Linked DNA regions of Homo sapiens: region 2 is linked to region 1. A link is a contact called in ENCODE Hi-C or POLR2A ChIA-PET data. All regions are on one chromosome and are shown on one strand. The core of a region is the stretch at or near the end of the contact, and the rest is flanking DNA. Distances in the headings are between cores, read along the strand shown. Region 1 has its middle 40 kb from the start of LINC01973. Region 2 holds the start of AFMID (arylformamidase).

Region 1 (3,833 bases), core at 697-3,196:
GGTGAGAGCTGCAGCCGTGTCCAGAGTCCACCCTTAGCCTGTGACACCTTCCCTGCAGCCCCGGGAAGCAGAGAGGCCCAGTCCCACCCAGGGGGCCACCTGCGGGCAGCTCTGCGGATTCTCTCCCCACCTGTTTCTCTAGTGTGTCTTGACAGACAGAGGAGACAGACGGCCCCTCCTCAGCTCCCCAGCTGCCAGGGGCTCTGAGTAAAATGCAGTGCCTCTTCCCGCAGGCCTTCTGGGGACAGTGAACTTACCTTCCTACCAAGGGTCATTTCGACAGGAGACAGGAATGATTCTCCGGCCCCAGAGAGGAGCTGCCCCCACGGTCAGGCTCCGACTGACTGAGCTGAGCGAAGGCTAGAAAAACAAGAAGGAAGAGCCCCCCGACACCCTGCAGGGCAGGCCCGTGAGGTGGGGGCTGACTGAGAGGAAAAGGGGGGGCATAGGAAGACATAGCCCTGAGACGTCCTTAGAGGGGCAAAGCAGCGGCCTCAGGAGGTGACCTGCTTGGCTGCTTGGGTCTTGTCCTCCCTGGGTTTTTCTTATCTTTTCTTTTCTTCCTTTCCCTTCGGTTCTCTCTCTCTCTCTCTCTCTCTTTTTTTTTTTTTTTTTTTTTTTTTTGTGAGATGGGGTCTCGCTCTGCCACCCAGGCTGGAGTGCAGTGGCACAATCTCGGCTCACTGCAACCTCCACCTCCTGGGTTGAAGTGATTCTCCCACCTCAGCCTCCTGAGTAGCTGGGATTACAGGGGTCCGTCACCACACCCAGCTAATTTTTGTGTTTTTAGTAGAGACGGGGTTTCGCCATGTTGGCCAGGCTGGTCTCGAACTCCTGACCTCAGTGATCTGCCCACATTGGCCTCCCAAAGTGCTGGGATTACAGGTGCGAGCCACCATGCTTGGCCTCCCTGGGTTTTTCTGAGTAATTTTATGAGGCAGTTTGCAGCAGTCTGGTGGGGAGAATGGCAAATACCCCCCAGTGCCGTTCACTGGACTTGCCCAGTGGAAGAGGGTGGGTGACCAGCACAGGGTGGTGGTCGGGGAAGCCTGACCCCGGTGACAAGCAAATGGCGAGTGGACAAGTAGAGAGAGCCTTTGGAGAAGCATGGGGAGGCAGGCCTGAGCTAGGGGGGACTAGCAGCGACACAGGCTCCAGCGGTCACGGAAGGCGGGCTGGTGGGTGTCCTATGCTCCGGGGCCGGCTCTGTGTTCATCAGTTGTGTGACCTGAAGTACAGGTTTTGTTTTTGTTGTTTTTGGTAAATCAAGGTGAAGCTCACAGCTCAAAATGAGCCGTTTTTAAGTGTACAATTCCTGGCATTTAGTATATTCAATGTTGTGCAGCCACTACTTCTGCAAGTTCCCAAACCTTGGCATCACCCAAGAGGAAACCTCGTACCCAGTGGCAGTCAGTCCTCCTTCCTCCTCCTCCAGCCCCTGGAAGCCACCAATCTGCGTTGTTTGCATGCATTGCCTCCTCTGAACAATTAATAAAAATGTAATCAGTACTTTGGGAGGCTGAGGCGGGCGGATCACCTGAGATCAGGAGTTCAAGACCAGCCTGGCCAACACGGTGAAGCCCCCTCTCTACTAAAACATACAAAAATTAGCTGGAGGTGGTGGCGAATGCCTGTAATCCCAGCTACTTGGGAGGCTCACGCAGAATGGCTTGAACCTGGGAGGCAGAGGTTGCAGTGAGCCGAGATCGTGCCGCTGCACTCCAGCCTGAGTGATAGAATGACACTGACTCCATCTCAAAAAAAAAAAAAAAAAAAATGCAATCAGGTTAAATGGGAGCTTTTGCCTGTGGCCTGTGGCCTCTCTCACTGAGCTTTATGTTCTTAGGCTTCATTCATCTAAGAGCTTCATTCCTCTTTAAGGAATCATATTCCGGTGTATGGATGGACCAAAATTCATTTGTCCATTCATTGTTTGATGGACATCTGGGTTGTTTCCACCTTTTGGCTGGCATGAATAATGCTGCTATGAACGTGTGTGCACATGTATTTGTTTGAGTGTCTATTTTCAGGTTTTTCTGGCTATATTCATAGGAGTGGAATTGTGGATTATATAGCAATTTTATGATTAACTTTTTGAGGAATCACCAAATTGTTTTCCACAGTGGCTGAAACATTTTACATTTCCACCAGCAATGTGTAAGTGTTCTAATTTCTCTATAACCTCACCAACGCTTATTTTCAGTTTTAAAACAAAATTATAGCTGTTGTCGAGCGTGTGAAGTGGCACCTCAACCTCATTGTGGTTTTGATTTGCATTTGCCTGATGACTAATGCTGGTGAGCGTCTTTTCGTGGGCTTCTTGGCCACTGGTATGTCTTCTCTGGAGAAATGTCTACTTACGTCCTTTGCTTGCCCCTTTTTTGATCAGATTCCCAGGCAGGTTTTTTTTTTTTTTTTTTGAGACAGTCTCACTTTGTCACCCAGGCTGGAGTGCAGTGGTGCGATCTCAGCTCACTGCAACCTCCGCCTCCTGGGTTCAAGCAATTCTCGTGCCTCAGCCTCCCAAGTAGCCAGGACTACAGGCATGTGCCACCACAGCTGGCTAATTTTTGTATTTTTTGGTAGAGACGGGGTTTCACCATGTTGGCCAGGCTAGTCTCAAACTCCCAACCTCAAGTGATCTGCCCGCCTTGGCCTCCCAAAGTGCTGGGATTACAAGCATGAGCCACCGTGCCTGGCCCCGAGGGAGAGTTTTAAGCCTCTTTGAGCCTCAATTTTCTCATCTATAAAATGGGGATCATGATAGCGCCTCCTTGGTGGAAGGTGGCCAACCCTCCTGGTTTGCCTGAGATTATCCCAGTTTTTGCAATAGAAGTCTCTTGTCCCAGGAAGCCCCTCAGGCCTGGGCCATCTGGGACAGTTGGTAACCCTACATGGGATTGTCGAGAGGCTGAACCAATAGGGTGCATAGGAAACTCCTAGCACCGGGGACGGCCCAGAGTTCCTGCTCAGCCAATGTCAGCTCTTATTCATTGTAATCCTCTTAGACACATGTGCATGGTAGAGACCTCTGACATGTAAAAATGCAAAGGCAGAAATAAAAATCATCAATAGCCGACCACATGTGGGAAACATTTTGGAAGGTTTTAGTTTTCTTAGGTGATAGAACACTGAATGTGTTAATATAGAGAGGGGGAAGAGGCAGGAACAGCAGTGACTATTTAATGACTCATATTTATTGAATGCTTATTATGTAGCAGCCATGGAAGGGGGAAGTTGGAGGCACAGGATAAAGAGGAGAAAGCTGATGGTGGGAGGGTCCCTTAGAGGCAGGGAGGTGAAAAGGAAGTTGTTGGGGATAATGGCGACACGGACGTTTCCAAGAAGGGAAAGTTTCTTTCGGGTCCTACTTCTTCTCGTGGCCTTTCCATTTCCCTAGAACTTGAAACTCAGCCTCAGCTCCAGCCGACTCACTCACTTGCAGGCAGGGTTGCAGCAGGGGCCTCCTGAAGCCCTGTAGATGCTCTGCCTCTCCTCTCACTGGGCTCAGGCAGGCTGTGCCTCGCCTCTGACATTCCCAGCCAAGGTCTTCAGATCCTGTGGACTCAAATCATCCATTCAACCCTTGCTGAATTCGCCATGGGTCAAGGCCTATACTGCAGCTGCAGGTGCAGTGATGAAGGACCTGGGGGCCCCTTGCAAAGCTCCAGAGCAAATGGACTTGACTGCCAGGAAACTGGAAGCCTGGAGGCTGAACTAGGCTGGGCACTCAGTGCTGGGGAGGCCCCGACACCCTAGGAGGTACACTGGGTGTGGTTATTCCTGGTGGGAGAAGGAGAGCAGGTGCACAGCAGTCCTAAGTGAAAGCAGGA
Region 2 (3,833 bases), core at 437-2,936, 340 kb before region 1:
AGAAGGTATCTATCCAGGCCCGGCACAGTGGCTCACACCTGTAATCTCAGCACTTTGGGAGGCCGAGGCGGGTGGATCACTTGAGGCCAGGAGTTCAAGACCAGTCTGTCCAACATGGCGAAACCCCATCTCTATTAAAAATACAAAAATTGGCCAGGCGCAGTGGCTCATGCCTGTAAACCCAGCACTTTGGGAGGCCAAGGGGGGCGGATCATGAGGTCAGGAGTTGGAGACCATCCTGGCTAACACAGTGAAACCCCATCTCTACTAAAAATACAAAAAAATTAGCCGGGCATGGTTGCGGGCGCATGTAGTCCCAGCTACTCAGGAGGCTGAGGCCGGAGAATGGCGTGAACCCTGGAAGAAGAGGTTGCAGTGAGCCCAGATCGCGCCACTGCACTCCAGCCTGGGCGATAGAGCGAGACTCTGTCTCAAAAGAAAAAAAAAAAAAATTAGCCAGGCATGTAGTACCAGCTACAGTGTGCCTGTAATCCCAGCCACTCGGGAGGCTGAGGCAGGAGAATCACTTGAACCCGGGAGGTAGAGGTTGCAGTGAGCCGAGATCATGCCACTGCACTCCAGCCTGGGTGACTGAGCGAGACTGTGTCTCAAAAAAAGAAGGCATGTATCCAAATCACAAGGTTAAAAGAGATAAAGCATGCGAGTAAAATAAAGCAAGCCAGTCAGTGTGGGTTGCTTCTTCCTCCCAGTGAAGGAGCTCTTTGTCAGAGGTCCTTGGATCTGTCCAATCTGTACCTGGAAAGGTTATTACCTGTAGGATCCTTACAGCCACACCTGGCACACTCTGTGATCACTACCACCATCTTTGTTGCTATTATTTATGATCATGATTATACAATGGGTTTCTTTTCTTTCTTTCTTTTTTTTTTTGAGCCACCGCACCCGGCCTGTATGTTTCTAACCTTCACAACCCCAATGTAAATACCAGCTGTTCTGAATCCTTCAGCCTGTGCCACATAAGCACAGACCCAAAAACATTGTGTAACCTCAGATCAAGGTCCAGAACTTTGTCCCCTAACCTCCTGCGGGTCTATGGATTTTTTTTTTTTTTTTTTTTTTTTTTTTTGAGACTAAGTCTTGGTCTATCGCCCAGCCTTCCAGGCTGGAGTACAAATGGCATGATCTCGGCTCACTGCAACCTCCACCTCCTGGGTTCAAGCGATTCTCCTGTCTCAGCCTCCCCAGTAGCTGGGATTACAGAGGTACATCACCACGCCCGGCTAATTTTTGTATTTTTAGTAGAAACGGGGTTTCACCATGTTGGCCAGGCTGGTCTCGAACTCCTGACCTCGTGATCCGCCAAAAGTGCTAGGATTACAGGTGTGAGCCGCCACGCCTGGCAGGGTCTACGGATATTATTAGCATAGTCAGGACTTCAATTTTCTTTATCCTGAAAACCAGGTTAACAAAAATCCTTAGGAGAAGGTAAAATACACCATGGTGCTCAAGCACTGGGGACCTGGCACGCACTAGGCGCTCTGCATGCCCACAGGAGTGCTCTAGACGGCTTCTAAGCTTCCTTCTTGGAATTCCAATCTAATAAATGAGCTAACTCCGCCCCAGCCCCTTAGTCCCTCCCTGCAATCCACCTACCTCTGCAGACATCTTCTTCCAAGGAACCTTGCTTGGGAAACCCACACCAGACACATCCATCATGGCGTCTACAGCCGCATGGGCGTGCGTCCCTCTGTTTATATGGCCAGAGCCCCGCCTCGCTCCGCCCCTTTAAACTTGGTGGGCGGACCGAGGCGGGGCTCAGACCAGGCCCCACCCCGATCAGCCACGTCCATCGCCCTGATTTCCAGGCCCTCCCAGTCCCTGGGCGCACGTCCCGGATTCCTCCCACGAGGGGGCGGGCTGCGGCCAAATCTCCCGCCAGGTCAGCGGCCGGGCGCTGATTGGCCCCATGGCGGCGGGGCCGGCTCGTGATTGGCCAGCACGCCGTGGTTTAAAGCGGTCGGCGCGGGAACCAGGGGCTTACTGCGGGACGGCCTTGGAGAGTACTCGGGTTCGTGAACTTCCCGGAGGCGCAATGAGCTGCATTAACCTGCCCACTGTGCTGCCTGGCTCCCCCAGCAAGACCCGGGGGCAGATCCAGGTGCGGGGGCCAGCCCTGCGCGTGGCTGGGGATGAGGTGGTCGTGGTGATAGCCTGTGTCCAGGCATCCGCGCAGGGCGGGCCCTCAAATGACCTCACCTTCTCTCCTAGGTGATTCTCGGGCCGATGTTCTCAGGAAAAAGGTAATGGCTTCGCGGGGCTGGGGTGGAGCTCCTTCCTCTTCTCCGGGGACCCCTTGTCCCGTCCCTCCCCTCCCCTTCCCTCCCCTCCCCTCCCCTCCCCTTCCCTTCCCTCCCCTTCCCTTCCCCTAGAAGGACCAGCACAGCCTCCTACAGCTCCCGCCTGGGGTGCTCCTCCCTTGAATTCAGTCCAGGAGGAAGTCTCTGCCCTCTTCTGCCCAGGCCAAGCCCCTCGTCCTGTGTGGACGCCACTCCCTCCTGGAGCTGGTGACAGCTGCTTACAGCTTAGCTGTCTTCCCCACCAAGTCCTCTGAGAAGGTGGCAACCAGTTGTGTCCCCTGTAGGCCAGGCCTTTTTGTACACCCCTATTCAATGTGGCTGTTTCCTTCTAAGGCCAAGGAAACGTAGTCGCTTTCTAAACCAAGGAGTCTGAAGCCGTGGAGCCTCTGCTCTCCTGAGGTGATAGAACCATTCCCTGACCCGGGTGGGGCTAGTGAGTTTCTTGAGTAAACTACCCACGCACCATTCTTTTTGTTTTGTTTTTGTTCTTCTAGAGGTAGGATCTTGCTATGTTGCCCAGGCTGGTCTCAAACTCCTGGGCTCAAGCAATTCTCTCACCTCAGCCTCCCAAGTAGCTGGGACTACAGGCGTGCACCCCCCCGCCTCCACCCAGCTAATTTTATTTTATTTTTATAGAGCTGGGGTCTTGCTATGTTGCCCAAGCTGGTCTTGAACTCCTGGTCTCAAGCAATCCTCCTACTTCAGCATCCCAAAGTGCTGGGATTACAGATGTTAGCCACCATGCCCTGCCCCAACATTCTTTTATGGCCCTGGGGATCACTTCAGCTCAAACCCCTTGCTCAGGAAGATGTGGCTCAGAGTTGGACTTCTTGGACCCAGAAGCAAGTGCTTTTGACGCTGCACACAAAGACTTTCTGAAATTAATTTAGAAAAGCTGTATGCCAGGTGTGGTGGCCCACGCCTTTAATCCCAGCGCTTTGGAAGGCTGAGGTGCGTTGATCACTTGAGGTTAGGAGTTTGAGACCACCCTGGTCAACGTGGTAAAACCCCATCTCTACTGAAAAAAAAAACCAAAAATTATCTGGGCATGGTGGCAGCCTCCTGTAATCCCAGCTACTCGGGAGGTTGAGGCAGGAGAATCTCTTGAACCCGGAAGGCAGGGGTTGCAGTGAGCTGAGATCGCTCCACTGCACTCTAACCTAGGCAACAGAGCGAGACTCCACCCCAAAAAGAAAGAAAGAAAAACTCTGAACTCTGGGAACAACTCTGGGATGAGGTTACTTTGGAATGCAGTCGCAGGTTCCCTCTACATGTAGCCTTTGCTTCTGCCTTCCCCACTACATCTTGGAGAAGGTTACTCCTCCCACACTTCCTGGGACCACCTGAGTACCATTCCTGGACCTCTTCCCCATAGAGAATTCTGACTTCCAACCCTCTTTGTAGGGATATTATACCCTGCCTGCTCTGCCCTGCTCTTTTCTGGCTGTGGTGGGCTCAGTCTGCATACCACTAGGGACAATGAGGAGCCAGGCTTGTTGGGGAGGGGTCTCCTTC

What was found. A loop is a pair of places that touch in the nucleus more often than their neighbours do. ChIA-PET counts read pairs that join two places held with the same protein, here RNA polymerase II (POLR2A). Pooled maps may share reads with other maps.
Region 2: a loop to region 1 is called in a pooled map, with 3 times the contacts of the local background. The contact joins the promoter of AFMID here to the enhancer-like site in region 1. A Hi-C loop is called at or near these places in 1 of 168 maps with a recorded cell type or tissue (endothelial cell of umbilical vein) and 2 of 50 pooled maps. POLR2A ChIA-PET finds 5 or more read pairs at or near these places in 2 of 52 experiments (A549 and activated T-cell).

What each region holds. Positions count from the first base shown.
Region 1 is chr17:77,842,189-77,846,021 of GRCh38, reverse strand. No RefSeq gene overlaps it. Among named protein-coding and RNA genes, the nearest start is that of LINC01973, 40 kb to the left of the region's middle. RefSeq lists an enhancer at 1-567 and a silencer at 2,187-2,286. Within about 2 kb of position 1,946, at least 2 of the 41 ENCODE cell types and tissues checked have a DNase peak (open chromatin) inside an H3K27ac peak, as active enhancers do.
Region 2 is chr17:78,185,215-78,189,047 of GRCh38, reverse strand. It overlaps AFMID (arylformamidase), which reads right to left and starts at 1,686. Exons shown (of 11, transcript NM_001010982.5): 1 at 1,615-1,686. The coding sequence starts at 1,677. It overlaps TK1 (thymidine kinase 1), which reads left to right and starts at 1,996. Exons shown (of 7, transcript NM_003258.5): 1 at 1,996-2,119; 2 at 2,230-2,261. The coding sequence starts at 2,054. RefSeq lists a silencer at 1,704-1,843.